Regions from separate parts of the Mus musculus genome. Here region 2 is linked to region 1. The links are chromatin loops, found by intact Hi-C in ENCODE. Cell type or tissue: heart. All regions are shown on one strand. Links, peaks and the distances in the headings refer to the core of each region. The heading gives the core; the rest is flanking DNA.

Region 1 (15,162 bases), core at 3,158-11,157:
AGAATTGGAGATCATCCTGGCCAGCCTTCTTAATTTCCTTTAACTACTTACACTAGTTGTCTGTTGCCATGCTCACAAGTCTCCATACACTTGTGTCTAAAGCCACACTTGGGGGTTAGAAGACTGGGGCTGGAGAGGTGACTCAGCGGTGAAGAGCAATTATGCTCTAGAGGAGGACCTGAGTTCAGCTCCTAGCACACACGTGCAGCCTCTTACAAGTCCAGCTTCAGGAGGCCAGGCGCCATCTTCTGGCCTCTGAGCCACCACACTCACAGATGAGTATGTAACTGCATACACACACACACACACACACACACACACACACACACACACACACACACAATCAAAAACAAAATAAATCTTTAAAAAAACAAATTTAAAGAAATCCAAAGTTTTGTTTTAGTTTCAGAGGCCAGAGACCCCAGTATGTATGGATGAGCAGAAAAGCAAGGGTCTTGAATGCAGATGCGACAACTCTGAGGGGAAAGGCTTCCGCAGTACAAGTGTTACAGGTATGAAGGGAAAGCTATTCTGGCAGTTAAGAGCCAGGAAATACCAAAGTCATACCGCACAACAAACCGCACACAGAGATTTATCAGGAGGAAAAAACACCCAGGAGCATAGCTGCCTCTGCTCAGGAGAGAAGCAGCAGAGAGCTGAGCAGAAGAGAGGGATTATATAGAGGTGTGTGTGCGTGTGTGCGTGTGTGTGTGCGTGTGTGTGCGTGTGTGTGCGTGTGTGTGCGTGTGTGTGCGTGTGTGTGTGCATGTGTGTGTGTGTGCGTGTGTGTGCGTGTGTGTGTGCGTGTGTGCGTGTGTGTGTGTGCGTGTGTGTGCGTGTGCGTGTGTGTGTGTGTGTGTGCGTGTGTGCGTGTGTGTGTGTGTGCGTGTGTGTGCGTGTGTGTGCGTGTGTGTGTGTGTGTGTGTGTGTGCGTGTGTGCGTGTGTGTGTGCGTGTGTGTGCGTGTGTGTGGTGTGTGTGTGCGTGTGTGTGCGTGTGTGCGTGTGTGCGTGTGTGCGTGTGTGCGTGTGTGTGTGTGTGCGTGTGTGTGCGTGTGTGCGTGTGTGTGTGCGTGTGTGTGTGTGCGTGTGTGCGTGTGTGTGTGTGTGTGTGTGCGTGTGTGTGTGTGTGTGTGCGTGTGTGCGTGTGTGTGTGTGTGTGTGTGTGTGTAGCTTTCCAGGGTGGCGATCAGTGGGATTTCAAGTTCTGAGCTGGGGCTCTTTACTCTGAAGGGCAGAGTGGGTGGAGCCTGGTGGTTGGAGGTCCTCAGGGGCAGGGCCTTGAGGGGCTCACATGGGGACTCAGGGGAGGATGCTGCTCCCTTGCTCCGGCCTGGAGGCTGACAGCTGTGTGCCTATGCTTTGTTGGTCACATTACCTCCTGCCCCTCTGGGGCATTTCTCTCTGTGTTTTACTCGTGAGATCCGTGGGATGGTATTTACCACCACCTAGGTGATGGAGGATAATGTCCTCATCTCGAGATTCCCACTCATCAGGGATGTAAGTTCTTGCTGTGTGCCTCAGAAGCGGGCAACATCCTTAGGTTCCAAGAACTAGGGACTGATATCTTTAGGGGTCATTATTTAGCCTATGCCAGCATTGAACTTTTCTCGAGTTGATTTTATATTTAACAAATGTGGTAAAATGGATCCAACAAGTTTCTCACATGAGTCCCCCTCCCACTAGTTTCCCCTGGAGTTCGACTCTCAGTAAACAGGACAAAAACCCCACAAAACAAACAAACCGAACAACAACAACAACAAAAAAAACCACATACCAACACTAGAAGTTGAGCATGTTAGGAGGGGATTGACCAAACGTCAAAACTCACTGAGGCATTCTCAGTTTTCTGTCTCCTGTCCTTCTTCTGTTTGGGGACCCATCCAAGGACACTGCACCGCATCAGTCATGGGTCCTCTCTGCTCCCTTCCATTCTGTACAGAGCCTCAGGCCTTCTTGGTTATTTTCTTGTGATCATATCTGATACTTAAAGGAAAACATGACTACATTTGTGTGCGTGCACTGGGATTGCAGCCATGTGTGCCCACATTCTGCTTTATGCGGGCTTTGCGATCTGAACTCAGGTCCTCACACTTGCACGGGACTCACTTTAGCCACTGAGACATACCTTGAGCCCTCTGTCGCTGAGCCCTCACTCTTAAATGTCCCTGGACAGAATTTTCACAGACTAGTCTGCTTTGGTTTGGTGAGTGCTCTCCTGACCCCACTAAAGTCATGCCATGTTGGGACGGACAGAATGTCGGATGTGGCTCATCTCAGAGGGACATGAGGATGGAGAGGCATCTGAGGCTAGCCATGTTATTTTTCCTCTCTTGGCTCTGCTCAGAGACTCACTGTACACAGGATTTTCCCTTTTCTAATTGCTCAGTACTCAAGGGGACACTGTGTCCTTCTGCCTCTGCTAAGTAACCATCACGAATTTTAGTCTCTATGAGGGTTCTGATCTGTGGTGGTGGTGGCTTCCTTCTTCATTTTTTCACTTAGACCTCTCTAGGGTGGGGCTGTCCCTCCTGCCCCCGTGTGTTTACTTGTGGTGTTTCTGTCCAGTGCAGGCTGGTAGAAATCAACTTTACTCTGTGGGTTGGCCTGCAGCACCTTCTTTACTTGTCTTCTTGATCCAGTCCATCATTACAACTTGGGTCAGAGAAACGTCTCTCTACAGTGAGCAGCAGTTAATGCTGAGACTCAGAAGTGTTCACAGAGCTGAGAGTGAGTGACTATTGAGCGTGAAGCCCTAAATGACATATCTACATCAACATCTCTGCTCCAGCCTGTGGGAGTATGATGCAAGAGAGAAAAAAATTAAGAGCTAGAAGAGTTGAAGAAGTGCTGTGAACTGCTGTCTTCTGGCCATATCACGGGTGTTGCACGCGTGAATGCACAGCAGCTAAGGTTATGTGTGCAAGACTTGTATAAGATCAAGCCAGCCAGAATTCCAGCATAGATGAAGGACCAGTTCTGGAGGCCCCACCCCTAGCTGAAAAGCTGTGAGGGCTCCTAGTCAATGGCTTCTTGGGGAGAGAGAGTAAATCCTCTTTTGTGGTGTGGGTCCAACTAAGCTATCCACCCGCCTGTGCACAGTCCCATGGTTATGTGCATGCAGGGAGTGCTTCTTAGACTCAGTGAGTTATTGAAAAGAAAAGAAAGAGCATACGAAGGTGGAAAGGGCACGTGGTGGGGGCAGGGCTCAGGGGAAGAGGGCAGGAGGACTGGGAGATGGCTATGATTAAGATGGATATGAGGGCAGAAGTGAGTACTGACCCAGTCTCATGGCTGCTTCCTCCGGGTCAGCACCGTGCAAAGCACAGGTTGTAAGGCCATGGAAGGTGCCAGAATCCCACCCTAGAAGATGTGTCCTTTAGAAGTCATTTTTATTCCCAGTCAGGGCAGGAGTGTATGTGTAGGAAATTGTCAAAGAGTTAAGTTAAAATATTCACTTTACAATCATTGATAGGCTGATTTATAAGTAAAACTCTCCATTCCAGTAAAGCACAGCTGCTCAGAGCACATCTGTGTTTCCAGGGCAGGGTGGGGAGCCAGGAGGATTCCTCAGGTTCGCTGGCTAGCAGATAAAGCCAGGTCAAAGAATCAAGGAGTCAAGAAGTTGTAGGATCAGAGAGAGATCCCATTGCATCCTCCAATAAGATAGGGAGTGATCGAGGAAGACACATGCCACATACACACACCCCAATAAGGATCATGTGTCAGTCATGTGTCTTCTTTCTCTGTTTGTCACCACGGTGTACTCTATGTTGCTGGCCTCAGGGAACTGCAGGTCCCGAGGCTCCGAGGCCTCATGGCCTGGCTGAGCACCTCTCTCTCTGCCAGGGAAGTCCAGCAGGCAGGAATAGATTCTTTTCCCACGGGCAGAGAAAGATTGCTTATTAAGGAGCAGGCTGAATATGCCTTGATTTTAATCCCTGCTTTAAACTTAGCATGATTGTTTTTACAATAAAGCCTGGACTTTTCCACAATAGGAACTGAGGGTCTGATCTTGTCATTCAAGCAGAAGAAAGCCAATTTCACTTGCTAAAAAAGGAAAACACAAGTCAGACACCCACAATGCCCCAAAGCCTCTCTCTTCTCTTGCTGCTGCCGCTCCCTACATGCATTTCGGTGCACCTGCAGGGCTGGGGCTTAATGTGGCCTATGGATGCCCTTCATGGAGGAGAAGCAGCAAAGTCAGTGAGCTGACGCTGAGGTGAGTTCGATGCAGACCTGTGGCTGCTTTGGTGTTGGGGTCAGTGTTTTCCAACGCATGGGTCACTAGGTGCCAGAATCCTGCAGAAGGGTCTTTCTTTAGAAACAGGTTCCAGCTTTGGACCTGGCAGGAGAAAGGCTCTGCAGGAGGTCCTGGTGTCTTTAATATCACTCCACTCTACCCTGGCTCTGGCTTTAATGAAGGGAGCAGAGAGTGTGCCTGCCATTCTGGTTTTCAAACATGGGAAACAGAAAATCTCCTTTCTAAATCAACAGATGAAGGGCTGAAGGCATAGCTGAGTGGTATAAGTCTTGCGGGAATGCAGGAGGCTCTGGCTTCCATCCTCCTGCCACCCCCAGCCCCCACCCTCACCCCCACAGGTATCAGAAGAATTTACATCCTTAGTCTTGGCTACAGAGGAGGTTGAGGTGGAAGGAATTCTTGAAGGCCAGAGCAGGGAACACAATGGGACCCTGTATCAGACACCAAACCAATCAAACTAACTAAAAACAAACAAAACAGAACAAACACCACCCCATCCACCTCCCACCCCCACTCCTCCTCCCACCCCACCCCACCCCCCACCCCCGCCCCAAAGCTGGACAGTCTGCTGTTTGCCTTCAAACCCTCAGAAACCAAACCAATCTCCACAGAAAGCCAGCACACCTATGTTTTGTTCTGTTTTTTTAAGTCACTGTAAAGAAACACCCTAGGTAAGTAGACAGGTGGTTGGTGCGCTGACTCAGAGCTCAGATGGTGCCCTGTGGTGCCCGAGAACAGTCAGAAGCCACTGTGGGGCCTGAGGAACTGGCTCAGTCGATAAGTACCTGCCATACAAGCCAGATCTGAGGTTGAATTCCCAGAACCCATGCAGAAGATATGTAAGGTGGTGTGATTTTGGAACCAAAGTGCTGGGGAGTGGATAGCCAGTGTTGCTGAACTGGTGAGGACCAAGTGCAGAGAGATCCTGTCAAAAATATCAGAGCAAGCGAGGAAGACACCTGCCGTCAACCTCTGGCTTAAACACATACCTAAACCCATGTGGGTACACATGGGATCTCTCTCTCTCTCTCTCTCTCTCTCCCTCTCACTCTCTCTTTCTCTCTCTCTCTCACACACACACACAATTCTGTCATACATATCTTCTCTCTCACACATACACTCTGTCACACACACATATACACTCTCTAATATACACTCTTACACAGACTCATTCTCACACATATATTCTCTCTTACACACACATATAATTCTGTCACACACACTCTCACACATACACACAATCTTTCTTACACACAGACTCTTTCTCAAACACATCTACTCTGTCTCTTAGATACATACATTGTCTCTCACACACATACATATACTCTCACACACAGGCTATTTCTCACATACACACTTTCACAAACAGACAAACAGACATACACTGTCACACACATACAGACACACAGACACACTCTCATACACACTCTCTCTTACACACACACTCTTCCTTTCACACACACTCTTTGTCTCTTACACATACTCATACATAATTCTGTCACACACACCCCTCTCTCACACACATATGCTCTCTCTCTTACACACAGACTCTCTTTCTCTCACACACACTCTCATATACACACATACACTCTGTCTGTCTGTCTGTCTGTCTGTCTGTGTCTCTCTCTCTCTCTCTCTCTCTCTCTCTCTCTCTCTCTCACACACACACACACACACACACCCCACTTGAAGATCCACATTCTCTGTGCTGGTTTCCCAGGTGCCCTTGCTGACCTTAAGCACTGAAGCCCCAGCTCCCAGGTACCCTGGGGGCAGAAGGGCAGATGGGAAGTCCCTTCACCCTCCCATGGTAGGCCAAAGTGTACTGATCCATGAGTGTCTTTGGAGGTTAAGAAAGTGAGGTGACATTAATCAGAGCGAGGCATCCACACAGGACGCAGTCAAGCTTGGAGGGGACTCTTTCCCACCTGTGTCCTTGAAAGCTCAGAGTTTTCTTTGCTAAGGAAAGTGTCACTGTGTGGACATCAGTAGTGATCTGTGGCTCTGGACTTCAGGAATGCTTACAGCCATAGTGGGGAGGTAAAGAGGGAGAAGAAGAAACCCCAGAGGGACTAGGGTGGCCCAAAAGAGCAGGAGTCTGAGTTGTATACCTGGAGGAGGGTCTGTGAGCTCTGGCAGAAGATCCTGGGAGGTTGCCAAAGGCAAGGCACTCTTACATCTTGTCACTCCTTGGGCTACCCAGGCTCCTGTGAGGACAAACTGAATGTACCAAACAGAACCTGGGATTAGGAGTCAGGCCTGTGCCTCATGACTGAGCTTCCCAACCATCTTTGGTTGTAGACAAGTCACTTCCTGCTCATATGGGTAACAAGGTACGTAGGGAAGAAAATGCAGACATGCCCCACAGTCAGCCTACTTGGAGCACTGCACATATAAGGAAGAAGCATGGCACACCATGCTCCTGAGTAGTCCCAGAAGTCAGAGCACTGGATGCTGAAGTAGCATGAGTAGCCAGTAGCTGGCCTGTGAATGGGTCTCCATTCTCTATGTTATTTTGCATAGCGACCCTGGCGTTCTCCATCCAGTGGAAGGTAATGTGCTGACCAATCACAGACAGTAGGCTTCCACAATGTAAGTAGTTGCTCGTGTACAATAAAGCAGATGCTGTCCCCTGAAGCTGTCTCTAGAGTGGTTTATCTCCATGCCCTTTACCAATCCACAGGCATTGCAGTCCTGTTGGGGGACACCCAGTAATGACCGGTGACAGCAAAGGTAGAAACTGCTATCCGGCCTCCCCTGACATTGCTGAGGAAGTGTCCCCCAGGGTCTAAGAGGTAACTGTCCCCTAACATTCCTGCCAGAAGCATTTCAGAAAACTGGCCAGCAGGAATGAAAAAAACCAGGGGTTCTATGGTCTGGGTTGGGTTTCCGAGAAGCTGAGCTGAGATGGTTGTTTTGTTGGGACTGGGAGGGGGTGCTCAGGGAAGGGGTGCAGGACAGGGGAACAGCAGGCAGGGAGTGGTGTGAGCTTAACAGCAGCAGCTGGGCCTTGGCCTGCTCTGCAGACAGTTAAGGCAGGAACTGTGATAACATCCTTGCTTAGTCACAGGGCCCTGGCTGCCTTGAGTCTGGGGTGACCTCCTATGGCCTCTGAATGCAGCATCTGCAGTCAGTCAAGGACAGTCCTTCAGGGAAGGCTGCAGCATGACAATCAGCACCCCTGGGTGACATCTGTAGGGTCTGCTCAGCTTTGGGGAAGTCACTGAAAGTTTTTGACCTTGTTGCTTCTAATCTTGGCATACTGGAGTGACCTAGTGAGGGAACAGATCTAAATGAGGACACAGGGTATCCCCATCTTTTTCCTACATGCAGTGGACCGTCCACAGAGAGTACAAGAACACACGGGCATGAGAGCTTGTGTCTGGCAAGATCCAGTGGCTTCAGGTCATCAGGAGCCCATAAACCATACAAATGGATATTTGATAGAAACATAATTCTGGGCTCTGAGGGCCTTCGCCGGCCCTGTGGTGAAATACAGCTGCTGTCTGACCTCTGGGAGGATAAATCTGCCCGGAGCTCTCCAGCCTGAGTCCTGGAAGCCCCTGGTAGGCTGCTTCACTGGAGGGGTGCATGCACTCAGCATGGCTGTTAATGCTCGGGCAGAGCTCCAGGACTCCACGGGCAGCCTGGCCATAGCTGCTCTCCTGCCCCATGTGCAACTTGGTGCTGTCCTGGTGCCCTAGGGCTGCCTGGAATGACCTGAAGCCAGTGCCAAGAGGAAGGCAGAGCTGCCTCTCGCTGCCTTCTAGTCCTTGTTAAAAGAATGCCAGGGAAGGAGAGATGGCTCAGCTGGTAAAGACACTTGTCATCAAGCCTGATGATCTGAATTTGGTCCCTGTGACCTGTTGTGTCTGGCCAGCAGACCACAACCTGGGTTCTAGCCTGGAAAGGCATTTTGGAAACCTGGAAGAGAAGAGGGGCTAGGTGGCGAGAGAAAGAAATGTAGCCAAGACAGTTATTCTGATCAAAGCTCAAATTTTATTGTTGCGACACTAGTTATGAAGGAAGGGGGAGGGTACCCGATTCCCGCCGAATAATCTCTGGTCCAGTAGAAAGGTGCACGTGTGTGGCTCCGCAGGTTCCAGCAGTGGGCGTGGCAGAACGAATGAGCAGGAAGCTCCACCCCTGAGCAAGCAGGTTTCAGGCTGGGGGAGGGGAGACTACATTTCCTCCCTTTTATTAACAAAATTAAAAAAAAAGAAAAAGCTGGCCTGAGAGGGGAAAAATTATCTATGCTCAATAGTTCTGCCTGGAATCTAGGGCTAAAGAAAAAACCTGCTTCCCTGGGATTCTTTAACTTTTCTTATGGTAAACTGTATCTGGCTTAAGACTGTCCTTTCTTATCTTAGTAAACAACTAACTGAAAAGCCTGGAGCTGCAGGCTCTGACTTTATGATGCTAATTAGTACTTGGTAGGTAACTTTCTAGTTGAATTTTAAGTAGGGCGTTGGAACTCTGGCTAAGTTTGACTGAACAAATTTGAAATACACTATAATAAGAATAACACTAAGTTGATATTCCTCCGCATTTTTGGATGATAGGTGGGAAACAGGGAGAAGGGGTTCTGTAGTACAAGGCCAATTGGCTTTTTTATTTGGGTGGGAGACAGTGAAGGGCTTGCCCTTTCAATAGTACGGTCTCCAATCTCTCTCCCCCCCTATTAATTAAGTTAAATACGGCAACGCTTAACTGAGGTGATCAAATGATTTTCTCATCCATAGATGAGTGGGCTTTTAACCTTGGCTTGGGTGGACATTGACCCGATTCCTCCCGTGGGTACTGTTAAGACCCACACCTGTGGCTCTCAGTATCTTTTGGGGAGGGGAGGCAGAGCCGAAAATATTTTTGGTTTTTAGCCAAAATTTGATACCAACCTCTTTCAAACCGGGTTTATCTCACAGGAAACTCAGAAATGGTCAAGCTGGACCTTCCCCTGCAGTAGCTCTCTGCACCAAGCGATACCCATACTGAATTTGTACGATCACAAACCAGTATGTACAGTTCTGAGTGCTGTGCAGCTCCTAAAGGAGAATTATCAACCTCAGATTTAGCAAGGCCTCAGCAATAATTATGTCATTAGTAACACCACGATTTGTGGCTAAAATAGGAGCTGGAAGTCGTTCCTCTTCATCCCTGTTTTTTTCACAGCCTAAGGAGCTAAGGACACATTGCAGTAACAGCAAGGGTGAAAAGCCAGAGGTCAGCTAAGGGACCAAGCCTGTCTATCAAAATAAAAACCAATCTTTATTAATATAGAAATAGCTACTTTTCTAGCCCTCTTGGTAAACCTAATTTTTAGCTCAGACTGAAAGCCACGTGCTGGAAATGTCCTGAGAATGGAGATAACAGCTGCCACCTGTGTGCTCTAGGGGGGCGGGGATGCACATCTGCTGGTCCGGCTCGAGAATGTTGATTTACCTGCTTGAAAGACAAAATCTCGACAGTGAGAAAGTAGGAAAGCAGAACTTCTTTTGGGGAAGTCCAGGTACTTTATTCAAATGCAAATTGTAAAGCTGAGGCTAGTCTTCGGCCTCCTGTCGGGAGGTTTCAGGCTGGGGGAGGGGAGACTACAGTGACCCAAATAGTGGAAGGAGAGAATCACAAGTCGCCCTCTGACCGCCAAACACACACACACACACACACACACACACACACACACACACACACACACACACACAGAGAGAGAGAGAGAGAGAGAGAGAGAGAGAGAGAGAGAGAGAGAGAGAGGCATGAAATACATATATAACTATACTTAAGGGGAAAAGTTAGGACAGCATAATAGCTGCCAGCATGAGCAAGGGCCATAGACATGGAGAGAATATAGCTATGGAATTTTAGCCCTTGACCTTGGGGTGGTTAGTTGCGTACCAGCTTCAGAGTTAGCAGCCTTAGCCACTAGCGTGCACTAATATCAGTCCTTCCCTCCTTGGGCTTCAGGGAGGAGAAGCATGTGATTGTGCCTGTCACAGAGTCCCTGCTCCGGGGAGGTCAGCCATTATGAGGGCATACTGGTAATTTGACTGTAGAGTGATCAGTGGTGGCATAGGGGTGTGGCTCAGTGGGTGGTGTGCTTGTTTAGCATGGACTTGATCCTCACCACCACATACAAACTGGCTGTAAAGGCCAGTCTGTCCTGCACACTCCTGCACTCTGGAGGTGGGGGTAGGAAAAACAGAAGCCTAAGCTCCTCCTGTTATGTAATAAACTCGAAGCCAACTTGGACCTTGAGAGATCCTATCTCAAAATAAATGAATGAATAAATGAATACGGATTAGATGAGGGAGAATCAAAACAGAATCCAGGCTGGAAACAATGCCAGAGACATAACCTATAAAGCCTGCTTCCTGGTCACCGACTACCTTTAGCTAGGTTCTCACCTCCTAAAAGCTCCACAAGTCCCCCCAAACAGCACCACTAGCCAGCATGTTCAAATGCAGGTGTTCGTCAGGGACATTTTGCATTTAAATCTCCCAGTGTCAGGAAAGCATGGGAAAGGCTATTTGCTTGTTTGCCTTGGGAAAGGCACTTTTCCTTCCTCTCTTTTCTAGTCTGTTATACCCGGACCATTCGTTCCAAGGGGGCAGAGCCTGTCTCAGAAGCCCTGGGCAGCAGCAGGGAGTTGGCAGGAGAGCAAGCGATCCCTTTCTCCTGCTTTATCCCTTTATGGTTTAAATGTCTCACCTCCAAAGTTCAGGTATTGATACTTAATAGCCAACATGACAGTCTTCTCAATTAGCTGGGATTGAAGGGTTGGCAAAAGTTTGAGGCCAGCCTGGGCTATATAGTAAGGAGTCTTCCTCCTAGAAGAGGCTCCATGAGGCACAGGGTTCTCTTTCTCTTCTGCATTTCTCATGATAGCACAAGATGGTAACCCCACTCCAATGATGAAGCCTCAAACACCATCTTGTAAGAGGAGTGCAGGTGTCACCAGACAAGCCTGCTTGATTTTAGACTTTCCAGCCTCTCGAAGGTCTGGGGATGAAGGTCAAAGCATGGCACCAGATGACACAACTTTTGGTGGCAGGTTATGAAGCACAGCTCCTGACTCTTTGTAAAGGGCTCTTTACCATTATCTCCACTTTATCATCTCCCCCCAACTGGCCTTACAATTATAGATGCCCCCGTGAGAGTTGATTGCCATCTTGTAGATCACATTACCAAGTGGGTTTTGGAGTCCAGAATAGGACAGACATTGCCCATCCCAATATCCTGCATCTAGCAAGTGGAGGGTATAGGTAAGACCATGGTACTGGTCAGTTTGGTTCCTCCCTGCCGTAGGTCTCTGTGCAACCAATTCAGGAGCTAGCTTGTCACAGCCTGGAGGTTATTTCCATAGACAACTGTTCTTGGCCTAAACACCTTCCAAAAAAATCCTGGCCAGCGAAGCAGACAGACATCTGTCACTGGCATAGCAATGAGGTTACAGAACTGAAACGAAAAGCTCTGGTATCCACTTTAAACAGCTCAGAAGACTGGGCAGGAAAAGCAACCGCTTTCAATGGCTTGCAGAACAGAGCAGGAGAAACATTTCAGCACCCAGGACAGCTCCACAAGGCCGTAGCTCCTCCACAGAACAGCTAGGTGATCCCTAGCACATTTGGAAAGACATCTGAGCTTACTTAATTAACCTCCAAGGGTTGGGGTAGACAGCCACAGGTTGACTGACAAGAACCCAAGTGTTTTCAGAAGCAAGTTGTGATTTGATTTTTTAAAAATTTATTTCCACTTTTAAGGTAGGGTCTCATGTGGTTCAGGCTGGCCCCAAATTTGCTATAAGGCTAAGAATGATGTTGAACGTCTGATCATCCTGTTGTCACCGCTGGAGTGTTGGGATTACAGGTGTGCACTACCACACCCAGTTTCTGTGATTCTGGAGACCGAACTCAGGACTCTCTGCAGGCTAGGCAAGCACTCTACCAACTGAGCTCCACCACCACCCCCATGTTCCCAAAGCAATTTAAGATGAAGGAGGTGCCTAGCAGCACCAGAAGGAATGAGCCAGTTATTTTAGAATGTGTTTAAATGTTGGTACGCCTCTTCTATCCACAGTAAGAAAAGAAGAGGGAGGGAACAGGAGGAGGCAGGATGGAGCAAAATGGGCAGAAAAGAGAAGGACTCTGGAGAAAGGGTGTGAAGGGGCAGATGAAGGCTAAAGAAAAGGAAGCAGGGTGAGGGGCTGGGATAAGGGAAGTTCCTCAGCTACTGTGAAACTTCCACCGGGCTCTCTCACAGGGAAGGATGAGTAGGTTAACTGCTTCTCAAGTGCTTTGAGCACCGTGAGCTCCTGAAGCTACACTCAGATTAGACCCACTAGAATAGTCTGTTAGAAAAAAATCCACCCCTGCAACCATCAGAACAGATTTTAGGGAGGCCAAAATGGGTTTAGCCAGAGTCTGTGGTTCTTCATTTCTGATCCTGACAAGCAGATCCATAGAGGACAGATGTCCTCTGGCCACTTGTTGTAGACATAATGTAAAGAGTGCCCTGCTGGGCCAGTCAGTGCTGCACAGACCAGGTTTAGCATCTCCGTGTGCCAGCAGAGAACCTGGGCAGGTCCCATCACCGAGGCCCCAGTCTATCAATGTGAAGGGCTCAGTGGCACTCAGCGGGCTCTAGTTAAAAAGGTAGGAAGGTGTGAAACACCCCCACAAACAATTTCATCAAGATAATTAAAGTTTAAAAGCTTAAAGGCATTAAGCTTCTGAATCAGGGGAGAGCTGATTCATGTGTGATACCTCATGGCCCACAGGAGCCGGACAGTAAGGCGTGTGCGATCAGCCAAAAGGCTGATGCTATTACAGTGAATTATAATGAATTAATCTGAGCCGTAAAACATAATAATGTTGCAATGTTGTATGAAAAGGAATTCATATTCGGAGTTCTGTCACAGACAGGCATGGTGCCAAGGCTTTACAAGCTCTGATAGACTGGATTTCTGCCCAGCAGATAGCTGCTTCCCTCTCCCCTGAGCCCACGCCTTCACCCTTGCCCCATTGCAGGATCCAAGTCGAGTGACTTGGCTTGGCCAACCGAAAGTAGGTGAGATTGATATTGGCCAAGTGTGGAGCCCAAACCTGGAGAGGCTGTATGGATTAATACAGCGACCTCATCATGAGGTGGTCAGCCCCTTTGTGGATCCCCACATGAGTACAGAGTCTGTATCCTGAAGTAGAGATGCCTGGAAGAAGCTGGCATAGATCACAAGATACTTGTAAGACCTCTGCATTCAAAGATAAGTGTTTGGGAGCTAGAGACATGGCTCAGTCAGAAAAGAGGTAGTTGGCCAGATTAGTGGGAAAGGTGAGTTTGCAGTTCAGTGAAAGACCCTATCTCTCAAGGCCATAAGATAGAGAGGTATAGAGGAAGGCACCCATCATCCTACTGTAAGCACCATATGTTCATGTGCATGCAATAAATACATACACCATACATACATGTATACACTCAGAAAATAAGTACTTATTGTTGGCAGCCACTGGGCAAAAACTCAAAGGGTCTTTTATTTTCCACAGAAACTACTAAATACAACACACACTGTCTGATCTTACCCCCTCCCCCAGTGCATTCTGTGAAGAGTCCCACACATCTCCACGTGTGTGGGTCTCAAGGCCACAGAGTGGGGAGGGCAAGTGGTTGGTCCCATGCAGAGCTGGAGGAACTGCCTGGGCTCTGTGGGGCAGGTAAGGTCACATGTGTGGTGGCATCAGGCTGAGGAGCCAGCCCTCCTTGTTACCTCTCTGGTCCTTCCACTGGCTCAGGCTGGGGTAGGGGTGGAATGCAGGGAGAGCTATGAAGCTCCTTTCAAAGAGCCAGCAGGAGCTCCCCACCCCGCGGTTACTGGAAAAGGTCACCCTTGGCGATTCAGCCCACAGAACAATGACATTTCAAGGATCAAAGAAAAGGTTAAAATATTCCTATAAATCTATTCTTGGGACTTTTAAGTATTTCCAATGTAAAGGGAAAATGTCATTTCTTTTTCCCCTTACAGTGGTGGAGGGTGGGTTGCTGGGAATGGAAGTGGATGGGTTTGTCAGCAAAGGATGGAAGGAAGGGAGGAAGGCTTCACTCCAGGACTTTCCACGTGGAAATGAAGGTGCGGTTAACCTCAAACCTCATTTGTGTTTGGAAATTGAATCTCCAATGGCCCCTGGAAAAGCTTTCCCAGGGGAGAGGTGGGCACTGTAAACTCTAGAGCTGTTCCCTTTCTGAGAATGGCTGATGGGCCAGTGCTCTGGAGACCTCAATGGTGGCAGGACTGGCAGGGATGGGGTGAGGTGGGCAGGGGCAGAGAAGCCCAAATGGCCTGGCAGACCAACCCCTCTGGATTTCAGGTCCTTAAAGGAACTGAAGATTGATTGATTGATTGATTGATTGATTGATTGATTTATAGGGTCTTGTATAGCTCCTGTTGGTTTCAACTAACTGCCCCAGAGGATGACCTTGAACAGCTGACCTTCCTGCTACCACCTCCGCAGTACTTTATCACATGCATGTTCTAACACCACACTCAAGTACTGCTGCGGGTTGGACCTGAGGCTTTGCGCATGCTAGAGAAGCACTTTATCAATAATTGAGTTGCAGCCACAGGTTGAGCTTCTGGTCCTTAGAACTAACTGCCCATGCATTTCTGGGATGAGTTCCAGGCTCCTTCACCCTAGGGCAGCCCATACTGAAGTCCCATCTTCTCCCATATTCCATGTTTGAAGGTGTGATATCGCCTTAAGTTGTATCCTATCTGCCAGGTATTGTAAGTGACTCTTACCCTTCCTGGGACAGTTGGTAAGCTATTTGTGGGGACAAGTATTAAAAGGGACAGGGACATATTGTGGGTGCATGCATAGCATATTTGGGGGTCAGGTGCTAAAAGCAGAGCGGAGAA
Region 2 (15,162 bases), core at 4,793-12,792, 77 kb after region 1:
CCATGGCCTCCTCAGCTCTAGCTATCTGCCCTCCATGGCAGACATTTTCTGAATGAGTAAAACCCACAATCCACCCGCAGTTAATCCGATCCAAGTCTCCTTCAGGCTAGTCCCCCTTTATAGGGGGCATCACTGGAAGGCACTTTAATTCTTTCTCCCAGTGTGTGGTCGGTCATAAGTGTCCGGGCGCTGGTAGATTCTATTAGAGTCTAGAATATTAAATTCACCTGTGAATCCTGTATTGCGCTGCCTGGAAGTGTCAGGGGTGCCTCTGAGTATGGTGACAGTGTACAAGGACACAATAACCACCTAATTATTCCGTTACAAAAAGCTACCTTTCCCCTGAGGGTAAATATTGTTTACAGGGGTCTAACTTAGAGCCAGTGACAGTTATTTTAGGATTCAGAGTCTCTGAAGACCCAGCTAGCCAGAAATGCAACAGACCCAGATTCTCAAACAGAAGGGAGCCCTTGGCAGCTCCTAGCCTTGTGAGGTGTGGCACGAAGGGCCCTCGACCTCTGTCTGAGCAGGCTGAGTATGGCATGAGAAGGATTCCTGAGCTAACTCAGCAGACCAAGTTCTGGGATATAGCTATTCCCTCCTCTTTTTGTACAAGAGGCCTCAGATCATAAACATATTGATTTCCTATCAAGCAGACAAGCTGGGCCATGGCAGGAACAAGCTGCTAGGCAGAAAGGGGAGGCCTGGCTTGGTCCTGGGTTTTGCTGACTCATGGTAGAGGATGCTAATGCCAGACCTGGCAAGCCTTGAAGCCCACGGGCAGAAGACGCAAGGGCCTCTGCGTCTGTCCAGCAGCCCTGATGGGCACTTGAAACTGCTTTTGCTTTACAGGGAGCAACCAGCACAATGAAAGCACGGCCCTGCCTTAACTGAGAATCTAGCCGGCTTTGGGCATCTTGATATCAGTGTTTAGTATCCTGCTCCTCCATCCCAAAAGAGCCTTCAGTTGCAGTCTTAGACCCTCCATCACCTTGGGTTCAAGGACATCAGGCTGATTAACTGCTGGAAACAACAGGACCTGCTGGACAGAACCCCTCAGGTGAAGGCAATTATCCAATTCCAGGATGGCCCTACTGTGAGAGTCACCACACTCAGGGACTCCTCAAGCAATGGTGGTGATAACTTCTTGGGACCATATGCAAAATAGGGGCTGAGACAGTGACCCAGCAGCCCACACCCTGATCAGACAGTGTAAATACCTATACCTCTCTCTGACCCAAATTAGGCCTGAGGCTCATATCCTTAATCTTGTGTTCTGTGTCAATACCTGAGGATGGATGGAGGAATTCCTGGGCCCTATTATCTGCTTCTTTTCCCAGTGTGGCCACATTAAAGAAACCCCTCTGAATTCACCATTACCAGCTCTAATTAGCTTGCTAGAGAAGAGTGGCCCAGCCTAGTCTCTGGGATTCCATGAACCAGGCTTCTGCCCTGAAAACTCCAACAGTACCCTGGGACTCCAGGTCACCCCTGTGTGTAACACTGACTAGACTCTTGCTTCATGGCACTTAACTAGCTTACACCAGGTCCTGCATTGAGCTTTGTGAAACATCTTCTTGTGGCCAGTACTTCCCCTGAGCTGCCCACCTAAGTCTCAAGTTTTATCCTAGGTGATGACCTTGCCTGCGCAGAACTTGAACTTGGATCTGCTGCCAGTGTAAAACCTTCTGGAACTGAGATTACCCCTTAAATTCAGATATGTGGGCAATGCCAATCTTGAGCAAAGCCCTGAGCACTTATACTCCAAGATGGGTGGGTGCTACCTCATTCTGTTATCCAGATGGGCAAGCCAGAGGCAAATCTGGCCCAGGGCTCTCTACAGAAATCTCTCCCATGCCAGGGTCAGCATCCTCCACTTTAGCAGAGAGAGAGAGAGAGAGAGAGAGAGAGAGAGAGAGAGAGAGACCCTTGGTGCTCCTGTCAGATGAATGCAATCCCCAATTTTCCATTGGTTTGGTTGGTTGGTTTTGTTTCATTTCTTTTGGGTCTTCTGAAGTGGTTTGGACCATTGACCATCATGGTGGGAAAAGCCCACTGAGGCCAACCAAAGGAAGAACTGGGGGGGCTGGTGGCTTCAGGGGGTAAGTAGCTTGCCTGCTATCAGAGTGTATAAAGGGTGACCAAGCAGATTCTGTGCCCAGTGCTTAGGGTGACCTGACAGATCCATGCACGGTTAAAGATGCTGGAGACACCTGGAGCAAGCAGGTGATTTGTGCTGCTATAGTGGGGTGCTGCCTGCTCAGAGGTTTGCCTATGGAAGGAGGGCAGGATCTGGGGTCCAGCAAGCTCCAGATGGCTCCTGAAGAAAGAAGAAGGGTGTGGAGGAGAAGTGGGAAGGGAGGGAAGTAAAGGGAAAGGAAGAGGAGAGAGAGAGAGAGAGAGAGAGAGAGAGAGAGAGAGAGATCCAGGGTCTTCACTTAGGAGCTTGGGCCCAGTTCACTCATGCAGACACAGACAGATCAGCACACCCTGCTTTCACATAGCAGACATCTGTGTGAAAACAGACATGGTTTGCAATCCCCCTCCCAAAGGGCAGACTAGTAGGGGTGCATGCCCCTGGCTGCTGTGTCCCCCCCCCCACTGTTCCTCCCACCTCTCTGTTCTCTCTTCTGTCTCTCCTCTGACCCTCTCTTGCCATTTTTCTCTGCCCCCCTCTAGTCTTGCAGACTTTCTGCTTACCCCCTCCTCTTTTGTTTTTTTTGTGTGTTTGATTCCAGGCTCCCTCCCTCTGTCTCCTCCCTGCAGCAGGTGGCTCTTGGACCTCTCTCTGGGCACAGGCTTGCTTATTATCCTTCCTCTCAAACCATCTTTGCCCCCTGCCATCTCTGTCACTCTGTCCTTTCCATCCTGTCAGGACCCTGAGACCCTTTCCATCCTGTCAGGACCCACATCCCTGTGTCCCCTGTCCCCAGCTCCTACTCTGAAAAAGAGCTCCCGGAGGCCAGACAGCAGGTTGCAAAAACACCCAGGGCCTCATAACCTGAAGGGCAGGATTGATGAGAAAATAAATTCCTGATTAGTGTTTTAATTTTGAGGATCTTTGGAGGGGACCGAGCAGCAAGGGAGGCTACTGGAGAAAACCTGCATTATTAAAGCTACAAATCCTCCCTTCCAAGGGGCTGGAGAAGAACAAACAGGGCTTCCTGGGGAATGAGGATGTTGAGGCACAGGAGGGGAAGGCAGGAGAATGGATAGCCCCACCCCCTCCCCAACAGAGGCTTCTGGGAGGGGCAGGTTCCCTTGGTCCTGTTTTTCTCTTCTCTTCTCTTCTCTTCTCTTCTCTTCTCTTCTCTTCTCTTCTCTTCTCTTCTCTTCTCTTCTCTTCTCTTCTCTTCTCTTCTCTTCTCTTCTCTTCTCTTCTCTTCTCTTCCCTTCCCTTCCCTTCCCTTCCCTTCCCTTCCCTTCCCTTCCCTTCCCTTCCCTTCCCTTCCCTTCCCTTCCCTTCCCTTCCCTTCCCTTCCCTTCCTTTCTTCTCCTCTCCTCTCCTCTCCTCTCCTCTCCTCTCCTCTCCTCTCCTCTCCTCTCCTCTCCTCTCCTCTCCTCTCCTCTCTCTCCTCTCCTCTCCTCTCCTCTTCTTTTCCTTTCTTTCCTTTTCTTTTTGTTTGTGTTTGTTTGTTTGTTTGTTTGTTCCGAGACAGGGTTTCTCTGTGTAGCCCTGGCTGTCCTGGAACTCACTCTGTAGACCAGGCTGGCCTCGAACTCAGAAATTCACCTGCCTCTGCCTCCCAAGTGCTGGGATTAAAGGCATGTGCCACCATGCCCAGCTCCAGTCCTGTTTTCTTGCTTCTGGCTTCTTTTAGGCTTTGGCAACATTGTCTTCTGGGACAGAGAGATAGAAGAAGCCAGGTTGGTCCCACTCTCTCCACATTGGCAGATGCCCAGGGGATCATGAGAGTTTATCAGCCGTGGGCAATGGGTGAAATGGACGAGCCCAGGTGACAAACTGGCAGGACTGGATTTGGTCTTGTTTCTGCTCTGTGCCCCAACTTCCCCATGTGCTGGGTGGCGAGAAGCATCTTCTGCTCCAGGGATATGTGAGGATGACATGAGCTAGCACATGTGTCAAATACAGCTGTCTGCTTGCCCATCGCACACATAATTCCCTTCTCTATACTCCCCAGGGTGGGCAGAGACAAGGCCGTTTGGCTGTGCCTAGGTTTTCACATGGGCACTTGTGCAGCATCTGAGCTGAGATCCTCAGACTTACACAGCAAGTGTCCTTATCCACTGGCTGTCTCCCAGCCTCTGCTTCAAACATTTTGAGGAGCCTCCACATTGATCCCACCCCCATATCAGCTTTGTTCTTCTTTACAGATGGCCTGAGACCTAAGCCCCTGCCTAGAGATCACAAAACCCCAAAAGAAATAGAGGGAGACTGAGTATAGGTCTGGCCTGGGTCTTCAACAGGCTCTCTACAGGAAGTGTACAGATTAACCTTCTGTTGGAAGGCCTTTCCGGGAAAGGCAGCCAGGTGCCGGGCTGGAAAATGTGGGTCCAGCTCATGAACAGGTCTGGAAGTCCCTTGGGATGAAGGCTAGTGAACGGTGTCACCAGGCAGAGGTCCTTGCATCCAGAGTCCTGAATAGGCCTGGCCTCCCATGGCATATCACTGGGCAATAGGTCTCACTTGATTCCTGCATAAACCCTGAGAAACCCCGTCCTGAGGTCTATTTTTAGAAAGAGCTGGAGTCAACCCCAACTCTGCAAGTTCACGGGCTCATGGCCCTCTCGTTTCCTCATGGAGTACATTCCTCTTAGTTAACCTTAATTGTTAAAAATTATGTTTAAGCCGGGCCCTTTCTCCAGTAGCTCCAGGGCAGGGGTCCAGGAAAGGGATAGTACATCCTGGAATGGGTTAAGGGGTCTGGTTGATTCAGCTTGACTTTGCTGCTTCCCTTGGGAACTTGTCTATAGCCTGGCTCCATCCTGGGCGTCAGGAGACACTTGGCTCTAGTAGTCTCTCAGCTAGTGTAGAGAGCTGAGTGGACAGGGTGGAGGAGAAGCCTATTGCTTGTGTTCTAAGGTGTCCATGGTTGCCTTGGGCCACCTGACCTTGGGAAATGACCATGGGAGATGACTCCCCCTTTCTGTGTCTCCATTTCCTGCTCTGCAAAGTAGGGATATAAATATACACCCCCCCCAACCACTCTAAGTTCAAGGTCAGCCTGGACTGCATAATGAGATCCTAGCTCAAAGAAGCAACATACGGTAAAACATTTCTCTTGGGGAGCCATCCAGGATGGCCTACACACCCAGGGGTACCTTGCCACACCTGCTGCACTGGCTGTCCGTTGTCCATCCTGTTGTTCAGGGTCTTCTAGATATGATTGTGGCCACCACTTGGTGCCTCTCTGGCCTCACCCTGGCCATTAGTCACCCTTGCCTCAACCCCTCACACCACCAAAGCCACCAATCACTCAGCAGTGCCCACACCCTGTGAACTGTGCCCAGGAGCTCCAGCAGTCCTCCTGCTTCGCCCTCAAGTCAGCACAGTCACCCCACTTGTATTAGAGGAAACTGAGGCTCAGTTCCTGTTCTGAGGATTCCTTCTCTGGGAAGTGGATGAAAACACTATCCACCCCTCCTCCTGAGGTCCCAGTGACAAATCATAGCTCACTCCGGGGAACCAGTGAGTTTATTGAGCTTAGAGAGCATGGGTGAAGGCTTCTGACAAGAGCAGGAGGACCCCCAAGTCAGCCACACTGGAAAGTCTTCATTTGCCCTGTATGGATGATGGCTTCCCCCAGTCACATAATGGAATCCACTCCCCTTATTCTTCCCCAGCCATTATTTGAGTTCATTCTGAAGTCCCCTGCTGTGACAGATTGTCTGTGCTCGGCCCAGGAACTGACACTATTAGGTGTGGCCCTGTTGGAGTAGATGTGTCACTGTGGGTTTGAGCTTTAAGACTCTCATCCTAGCCTGGAAGTCAGATTTCTCCTAGCGGCCTCCAGATAAAGATGTAGAACTCTCAGCTCCTCCTGTACCATGCCTGCCTGGATGCCGCCATGTTCCCACTTTGATGATAATGGACTGAACCTCTGAACCTGTAAGCCAGCCCCAATTACATGTCATCGTTATAAGAATTGCCTTGGTCATGGTATCTGCTCACAGCAGTAAAACCCTAACTAAGACACCTGCCAGGAGTAGGTTAGAGAAAATTGCATCCTAATGGCTGGATACTCAGATGAGGGTCCAATGACCTTCCCTGCCCCTCATTCTGGAAAGAAATACCAAGTTCACAGCTCCATTGGGCTCAGAAGTAGGCATGCCTGATTTCATTAAGATGGCCACAGTTTGGTGGGAGAGCCCCTTACAGCAGTTTCCATGAGTGATTGTCTGAGGTCATTCATTGCATGGAAAGTGTGCAGGGACTTAAACCTATGTGTACTGTGAGGGAGGTACAAGTAGGTGACCAGGGACTCTGGAAGCAGAGCAGGGAAGAGACAGAAGAAATGGTTGGGGGGGGGGGGGGAGGATGGAGCCTGGAGTGGAAACCCAGATCCTAGAAAATCCAACCTGCTTTCTGTTGATGTCTGTGGCAGGAAGACCCCAGCTATTTTGGTAAAAGGTCCCGAGCCCATAAATTAATTATCTAGTTCAGTCTCTAGATGTGTTGATGAGAAGAAAAACCTGCAGTTTCTGGACAGTAGCTCTCTGTGTGTCCTCCGGGAGGTAGCTCAACCTCTCTGTGCCTTAGTTTCCTCACCTATAATATGGAAGAACCTTGCAAGGCTAGATTAAGTATCAGATGGAGGTCTCTGCATACAGCTGACGTGACCTGATTTGAGCTCCTGTGTGCTGTCTGCAGTCCAGCTCCCATCCATCCACACAGCCATTTCCTGGACTGAGAAAGATCTCAGCAGCACTTCCGGCTCTAGTGGATGACCTCAGGCCAAGCTAGCCCTTCTGGAAAAGAGCCACAGGAATGTGGCCAGGAATCACTTGGGAGTTTCAGAGTGTTTCTGCAGGGTGTGGTCCCTGAAAGTGGGAGCTGCTCCAGGGAGGACAGGGCCTCGAGGAAGAGCTAGGAAGGAAGCAGAGGCCGGAAGCAGGAAGGCCTGGCTGCTGCTGTGCCTGCCACTGCTGCAGCCCAGTGTCCTGGGGTGACCGTGGGTGGCTGTGGACAGGCTGCAGCCTCTCTGGCTATCTCTGACCTCTTTAGGAACAGTTCGTAGAATCCCCAGGAAAACTCAGTTCTGAGCATGCACCGGCACACACCCGGAGTTTCCTGTGTTTACAACTCTAGAGGTAATTTTCCAATGCCAAAGGAGAAAGCACCGAAGCCCACTTGGACTGGGACCGCACCTCTACCCTCGGAGGCTGGCGACCTCCCACATCTTCTTTGACCCCAGTTTCTGCTTCTTTAAAATGGGCCCAGGCAGCATCCACTCTCCAGGATGATGAGGTGGGTAGAGGGCTCTAAGTGGCTAGGGCTTAAGGAATGTGAGTCCCACTGCCTCCTCCTCCCACCTTCCTCACTAAAAGAAAATCAAGTGAGAGGGGAGGGGAGCCTGGAGGAAGAGAAGGAATCAGGGATGGAGGGAAGACAGGGAGGGAGAAGAGATGGAGGGAGGAGTAGGGGGGAGGGGAAGAGGGAGGAGAGATTGCTTAAGGTCCTGGGACTTGTCAGCAGGAGGCATAGGAGGAGACTTGGAGCTGGCTCATCCCAGGTGTGAGACCACACTCTCCTTCCTCTCTCTATCCTTACAGGACAAGTCCCAGAGACTCTGGAAGAGGAAGGGGGAGGAGACCTAGAGCTGCCCTGACATGCTCAGTCCCCTTTTCTGCTTTGTAAATGCTTTGGTAATTTTATACATGGATCAATGCATTTAGATCACACACCCCACTCAGTCCCCACTCTCCAACTCCTCCAGGGTTCCTCCACTTCTCCTAACTTCATGTTCCTTCTTCCTTTCCCCTCCTTTCCTCTTCCTTCCCCCCTTCCCCTCTCCTTATACCCACCGTTGTTCCTCCTTTTCAATGAGTTCAATGAGTACTTCTTGTATGCGCACAGGCGTGGGGCCATCTGCTGGAGCAGGGACAACCTACCAGTGACCACACCACCCCACCCTTCAGCCTACAGTAGCTCCCAGTCAGGAGTGGGGGTCGGGGTGGGGGTGGGGGCTGAGCCCCTCCCCATCCATGCTTGATCCTGTGTGGATCTTGTGCCAATCATCACAGCTACTGTGAGTGCATGAGTCCAGCAGCTCTGTCGTGGCTGGAAGATGCTCCTTCACAGCAGGCCCCACAGTCCTCTGGCTCTTACAATCTTTCTGTCTTCTACTCCATGGGTTTTGAACCTTAGAGGGTGGTAGGAAGGGATTTCCTTTCCCCTCTTCTTAGGCCCATCCTCTCTCTCCCCTCCCCTCCCCTCCCCTCCCCTCCCGTCCCCCTCCTTTCTCTCTCTTCTCTCTCTCCCTCTCCCTCTCATCCCCACTCATCCCCACCCACTCAATCACATATGCCTCTGAATGGGGTCTGACTTGGAGTGAATCCCCAAGTACAAGTGACCTAACCTCAGCCCTCCTGCCGGTGCTGGCAACTCTTCATCTTTCCTTACAACTCCTCAGATTAACCCAGGCCCTCAGACACAGTAGTAGCTCATTGGAGAGTCTCTAGGCTTCCCAGGGTGTGGTGTCAACCCCACTCTCCACACACATGTGAGAACAAAAAGAGAGGCTGAGGCTGCCTTCCTCAGGGCTCTAAACTGACAATAAGCCCCAAATACTCCCCATAGGATTAGCAATTATTACCTAATCTCCAGGGAGCAAACTAAACACAAGGAAATGGAAACATCCCTGTAGAGCCTTCTTTCTGGCTGCTGCGGGGAGCTGAGCCCTCAGCAGTGAACGCCAGGTGCGTGCTCCAACTAGCAGGGAAGGATTATGGGACCAGGGAGACATTCGCTGGTGTCTCAAGCTATTTTCCTCATTTATTTTAATTAATAAGTTAGCTGTGTGTGTGGTATATGTGTGTTCACATGGGGGTGCAGGTGCACACAGCTGTGTACTTACACTTGAAGGCGAGAGGAGGACATCAGGTGTCCAGGACATCAGGTGTCTTCCTCCCTTGAGAAAGGGGCTGTCACCATGGTTTTTTAAGCCAGGATGTTGGCTGTCACATCGCAGAGATCCTCCTGTTACTTCCCTGCCACTTCCAGCCTCCCCCCATTACATAGCCTGCACAGTGAAGGTCAAGGCACTTGAATTTTGTGGGAGGTTGCATTAGATGCACAGAGCAGCTACCATCGACACAGTTAGGATGGCTTCAGGAGGACACATGGCCAAGAAGGGGCAGGGCTGGGAAATGTTATTCTATCTGACTCTGAAGCTCCTGTCTGGACCCCTGGTCTGGTGGCTGGGCCACACACACACACACACACACACACACACACACACACTGCTACTTTGTTTTGTAAAGCACATTAATGCTTTGACCATGGAACTCTCTAACATTGACCTCCAGTGAGTGGGAATCTCAGACTTGTTCCAAGACCCATGATGACCCAGGCAGACCTAGCTTGGTCACAGTTCCAATTCTTCTTTTAAAAAGATATTTTCTTTATTTACATTTCAAATTCTATTCCCTTCCTTCATTTCCCCTCTGAAAACCCCCTATTCCATCCCCCTCCCCCTGCTCACCAGCCCATCCACTCCTGCTTCCCTTTCTGGCATTCTCCTACACTAGGGCATCGAGCCTTCACAAGACCAAGGGCCTCTCCTCCCATGGATGTCCCACAAGGTCATCCTCTGCTACATATGCAGTTGAAGCCTTGAGTCTCTCCTTGTGTACTCTTTGATTGGTGGTTTAGTCCCTGGGAGCTCTGGGAGTCCTGGTTAGTTCATATTGCTGTTCCTCTTATGGCGCTGCAAACCCTTTCAGCTCCTTGTGTCCATGCTCTAACTCCTCCATTGGGGACCCTGTGCTCAGTCCAATGGATGGTTGTGAGCATCCACTTCTGTATTTGTCAGGCAGTGGCAGAGCCTCTCAGGAGACAGCTATATCAGGCTCCTGTCAGCAAGCACTTGTTAGCATCCACAATAGTGTCTGGGTTTGGTAACTGTATATGGGATGGATCCCCATGTGGGACAGTCACTGGATGGCCTTTCCTTCAGTTTCTGCTCCAAATTTTGTGTCTGTATCACCTCCCATTGATTCCCTTTCTAAGAAGGACCAAAGTATCAACACTGTGGTCTTCCTTCTTCTTGAGCTTCAGGTGGTCTGTGAATTGTATCTTGGGTATTCTGCACTTCTGGGCTAATATTCACTTATCAGTGAGTGCATACCATGTGTGTTCTTTTGTGATTAGGTCACTTCACTCAGGATGATATTTTCTAGTTCCATCCATTTGCCTAAGAAATTCATGAATTCATCGTTTTTAATAGCTGAGTAGTACTCCATTGTGTAAATAATGTACCACATTTCTGTATTCATTCCTCTGTTGAAGGACTTCTGGGTTCTTTCCAGCTTCTGGCTATTATAAATTGGAGGAACATAGTGGAGTATGTGTCCTTATTACAAGTTGGAGCATCTTTTGGGTATATGCCCAGGAATGGTATATCTGGGCCCTCAGGTAATACTATGTCCAATTTTCTGAGGAACCACCAAACTGATTACCAGAGTGGTTGTACCAGCTTGAAATACCACCAGCAATGGAGGAGTGTTCCTCTTTCTCCACATCCTCACCAGCATCTGCTGTCGCCTGTGTTTTTGATCTTAGCCATTTTGACTTGTGTGAGGTGGAATATCAGGGTTGTTTTGATATGCATTTCCCTGATAGTTAAGGATGTTGAACATTTCTTTAGGTGCTTTTCAGCCATTCGATATTCCTCAGTTGAGAAATCTTTGTTTAGCTCTGCACCCTATTTTTAATAGGGTTATTTGGTTCTCTGGAGTCTAACTTCTTGAACTTTTATATATATATATATATATATATATATATATATATATATCTTGGATGTTAGCCCTCTATCGGTTGTAGAGTTGGTAAAGATCTTTTCCCAATCTGTTGGTTGCTGTTTTGCCCTATTGACAGTGTCCTTTGCCTTACAGAAACTTTGCCATTTTATGAGGTCCCATTTGTCAATTCTTGATCTTAGAGCATAAGCTATTGGTGATCTGATCAGGAAAATTTCCCCTGTGCCCATGCGCTCGAGGCTCTTCCTTCCTTTCTTTTCTATTCGTTTCAGTGTATCTAGTTTTATGTGGAGGTCCTTGATCTACTTGGACTTGAGCTATGTACAAGGACATAAGAACGGATTGATTGGCATTTGTCTACATGCTAACTGCCAGTTGAACCAGCACCATTTGTTGAAAATGTTGTCTTTTTTCCTCTAGATTGTTTTAGTTCCTTTGTCAAAGATCAAGTGACCATAGGTGTGTGGGTTCATTTCTGGGTTTTCAATTCTATTCCATTGATCTACCTGCCTGCCACAGTACCATCAGGCATAGTGATTCCACCAGAAGTTCTTTTATTGTTGAGAATAGTTTTCACTATCCTGGGTTTTTGCTTGTTTGTTTGTTTGTTTGTTTGTTTGTTTTTGTTATTCCAGATGAATTTGGAAATTGTTCTTTCTAACTCTATGAAGAATTGAGTTGGAATTTTGATGGGGTTTTCATTGAATCTGTATTGCTTTCAGCAAGATGGCCAGTTTATATCCTACCAATCCATGAGCATGGGAGATCTCTCCATCTTCTGAGATCTTCTTTGATTTCTTTCTTCAGAGACTTGAAGTTCTTGTCATATAGATCTTTCACTTGCTTAGAGTCACACCAAGATATTTTATATTATTTGTGACTATTGTGAAAGGTGTTGTTTCCCTAATTTCTTTCTCAGCCTGTTTATCCTCTGGGTAGAGGAAGGCCACTGATTTGTTTGAGTTAATTTTAAATCCAGCCACTTTGCTGAAGTTGTTCATCAGGTTTAGGAGTTCTCTGATGGAATTTTTTGGTTACTTAAGTATACTATCATATCATCTGCAAATAGTGATAATTTGACTTATTTCTTTCCAATTTGTATTCCTTTGATCTCCTTTTGCTGTCTAATTGCTCTGGCTAGGACTTCAAGTACTATATTGAACTGGTAGGGAGAGGGTGGCACAGTTCCAATTCTTACAGGCCTCATTGCTCACTGGCTGAGGCTTGGGTGCCAGATCAAGTAAGTACAAACAGGAGTCAGGAAAGTCTAGCCCCAGCTCTGCCTCTATTTAGCTCTGGCCTTTAGGGAGAGGAGAGAGCTAAGAACTCCATCCCTGAGATGCAGTGAGTGCCACAGATGCGCTGGGCCCTCCCCATGTTTGCACAAGCTTTTAGAATCTGAAGCATTTCCCCAACAGGCTTCATGTGGGAACACTGGCAGGCTGCCTGTCTAAACAACATCTAGGCTCCTTCCCTGACTCCAGCCATGAGCCTGTGTAGCTGTCAGCTATTGCCACTGGCAATGCTGCAAAACAAATCTTCCCCCACATTAGCCACTCACAGTCCCAGAAATTCAGCCACACATTGCTGTACCTTCAGGTGACTGACCGTGGTGCCTCCAGCCCTGAGCTCATGGGCAGGTTCAGCCTGCACCTCTGTGGGAGGCTGCAGGTCACACTTGGGTTTACTATACAGGATGATGAAGGATAGTTGGAGGACATCATCCTGCACAGCAGCTGCTCCGGGAAAGCATATGTTCTCATCACAGTGTCCGGGACCAGCTCTGTCCGTACTAATAGACCCCTTCCCAGGTTCTGTCCTTCTGCTCAATGCCAAGCCCATTGGCAGAAGTGCAGGAGCCTCATTCTTTCCCATCCACGTAAGGAAGGTGAGCATTGGTGAGCCACAAAGGAGTGGAACACAGCAGGAAGAACCCAGCTTTAATATGCAAATAGAAGTGGCCCATTTGAGTTATTACTGACTCAGGTCTCCATTGCCAGTCCTGAGTTTGAATGCTGCAGTGATTGACAGAGTCTCAGGTTGTGACAGGAGCTCTTATAGGTAATCAGAGCATGGGAGTTGATTTCTTGACATTTGATAAGCCCAAGTCCTCTTGGCACCTGCCTCTGTAAGGCTCCTCCTGTGGAGGCTGGTAGCCCAGGCCTGCCCTCCCTCCCCACCCTCTTCTGGATGGCTGGAGCTGTGGAGTGTGGGCAGACAGGGCTGCACTGTCTCACCCAGCTGTTGCCATTGCAGCTAACACACCTCTCCACAAGAAGAGAAGCAGAGAGGTTGTCTGCCTTGTGGAAAATGGTTGCCTCATACCCAAGCGGTAGCTTACCATGGACAGCCAGCTGTTCCTAACATGGAGACAAAGGTGGCATGCGTGTGACTGTGGGCAGTGTAAGGGCTGGAGGGTGGTGGTGGCAGGAGACAGAGCTGGGCTGGGCCAGTACAGTTTGTGAGGTCAAAGTAACTTCCTCTCTGGCCTCAGATTCCCTCCCTGTCTATGGTGTGAGTGAGGGGCTCTGGAAGATCTTTCTTTTAAGCAAAGCCTCTTTGGTCCAAAGACTAGATTCTTAGGCCTGGTGTGACTCAGTTAGTGAAGTCTGTGTACCTAGAATCCTGGCTTTGATCCCCTGCACTTCATAAAGACAGGTGGAGCGATAATCACTGCATTCAGGAGGATCAGAAGTTCAGGGACATCCTAGGCTATCTGGTGAATTCAAGGCTAGCCTGGGATAAATTAAACTGTCACAAACATAAAGAAGTGAGAGCAAAAAAAAAAAAAATCAAAACTTCTCAGCCCTTTCCTTCTTTCTGATCCCTTCTCTCCAGGTGCCAGTGTATGCTATGACCCTCTCCTTTCTGTCAGTGTGTGCTCTTCCTTAGCTCCAGGATTGCTGTACTAGAGGTGGGTTCCAGGCAGGGCAGGCAAGGCCCTCACTCCAAGTATCTCTATACATGAGCAAGTGACGCTCCCAGATGCAGGCTCCAGTGGCCTCCCGCTAAGGCCCTGGGGAAAGGAGAGACTTTTCAAGAAAAAGGTCACCCAGTAGTTTCCAGACAGAGGCTGTCCTTCTACCCCACATTCAGCTTCATGTGCTCTCTGGTGCTCCACACACCCCCCCCCCCCCCCCGCCAGGTAGCTCAAATGTCTACAGACAGAGGAGCCCTCTCTCTCTGGATACTGGCAGCCTACTCTTTGACAAAGGTTCACACTAGAAAAGCATTTCCAGGCAGGGATATGAAGAAGGCGGACTCCATCTTCCCCACCGCCCACCGCCTCAGCTCACCCTTAGTTCCTCATCTCTGAGTGTTCCTACCCTTTGTTTAAACCTCCTTCCAGGTTGGTCCACTGAGTTCAGAGATCAGTGTTGTAACCTGGTTCCTGCATCCAAATTGCCTCCCTCAGCCCCAGACCTGCAGACAGGTGGTTAAAACAATTGGAGACACATACCCGCAGCTTGGAAAAACCAAGAGAAAGAAGCAGTTGCCAGAAACTTCAGAGACCTATGATACATAGAAAGGGATACCTGGAGGAGCTGTGCCTTTAGCAGAGAGACCCAGCCCGTTAGAGCCCACCCGGAGGCTAATGGAAGGCGTCACAGTTCCCAAGCCAGTGAGGGATGTGCAAATCTGTGCAGCACTGGTGTGTACAGAGACCACGGGTGCATTCACACAGGTGGAAGCCGTTCTGATTGCCAGGACACTGAGGCAAACAATGTGCTTGGTCAACTCAGCTACAGAGTGTGAGGCCTGCTCAGAAGCAGGCTTGGAGGCAGGGTAGCCTGGGCTCTGAAAGCAGTGCTTCCCTCCTCCCTAAAGGAAGAATGTGTGATGCAAAGGAAGGAAGGAAGGAAGGAAGAAAGGAGGGAGGGAGGGCGGGAGGGAGGAAAGGAAGGAGGGAAGGAGGGAGGGAGGGAAGGAAGGAAGGAGGGAAGGAAGGAAGGAGGGAAGGAGGGAGGGAGGGAAGGAAGGAAGGAGGGAGGGAGGAAGGAAGGAAGGAAGGAAGGAAGGTAGGTTAGGCCTGGAGGTGGAAGCCCTATGACACTTGATGCCCTTGGGGATGTCACTGTGTGCTCTGCATAGTCTCTAACTCCCATAGGCAGCTCCAGCCTCCGCCTTCTGGATCCCTGGCAGCTGCTGGTCTTCCCAGTGGGAGGCTGGGAGCCCGAGGCCTGCAGGGAGCCCAGACAGCTGCTGACACCAGACCTCAGG

What was found. Hi-C counts contacts between places; a loop is a spot of excess contacts. Peaks named below come from ENCODE experiments on the same cell type or tissue, not always from the same donor. Only the 100,000 strongest peaks of a DNase experiment are listed, where the experiment ranks them.
Region 2: a loop joins it to region 1, with 4 times the contacts of the local background. A loop is called at or near these places in 2 of 42 quality-filtered maps.

What each region holds. Positions count from the first base shown.
Region 1 is chr2:92,660,059-92,675,220 of GRCm38, forward strand. No RefSeq gene overlaps it. Among named protein-coding and RNA genes, the nearest start is that of Chst1, 68 kb to the left of the region's middle. In heart, for the core only: no CTCF peak of the experiment used is centred there; DNase peaks (open chromatin) are centred at 7,303 and 7,893; H3K27me3 peaks cover 448 bases.
Region 2 is chr2:92,735,248-92,750,409 of GRCm38, forward strand. It overlaps Gm13816 (a long non-coding RNA gene), which reads left to right and starts at 6,983. Exons shown (of 2, transcript XR_866546.2): 1 at 6,983-7,429. In heart, for the core only: a CTCF peak has its summit at 8,053 (motif pointing left); DNase peaks (open chromatin) are centred at 6,914, 8,064 and 12,304; H3K27ac peaks cover 1,575 bases.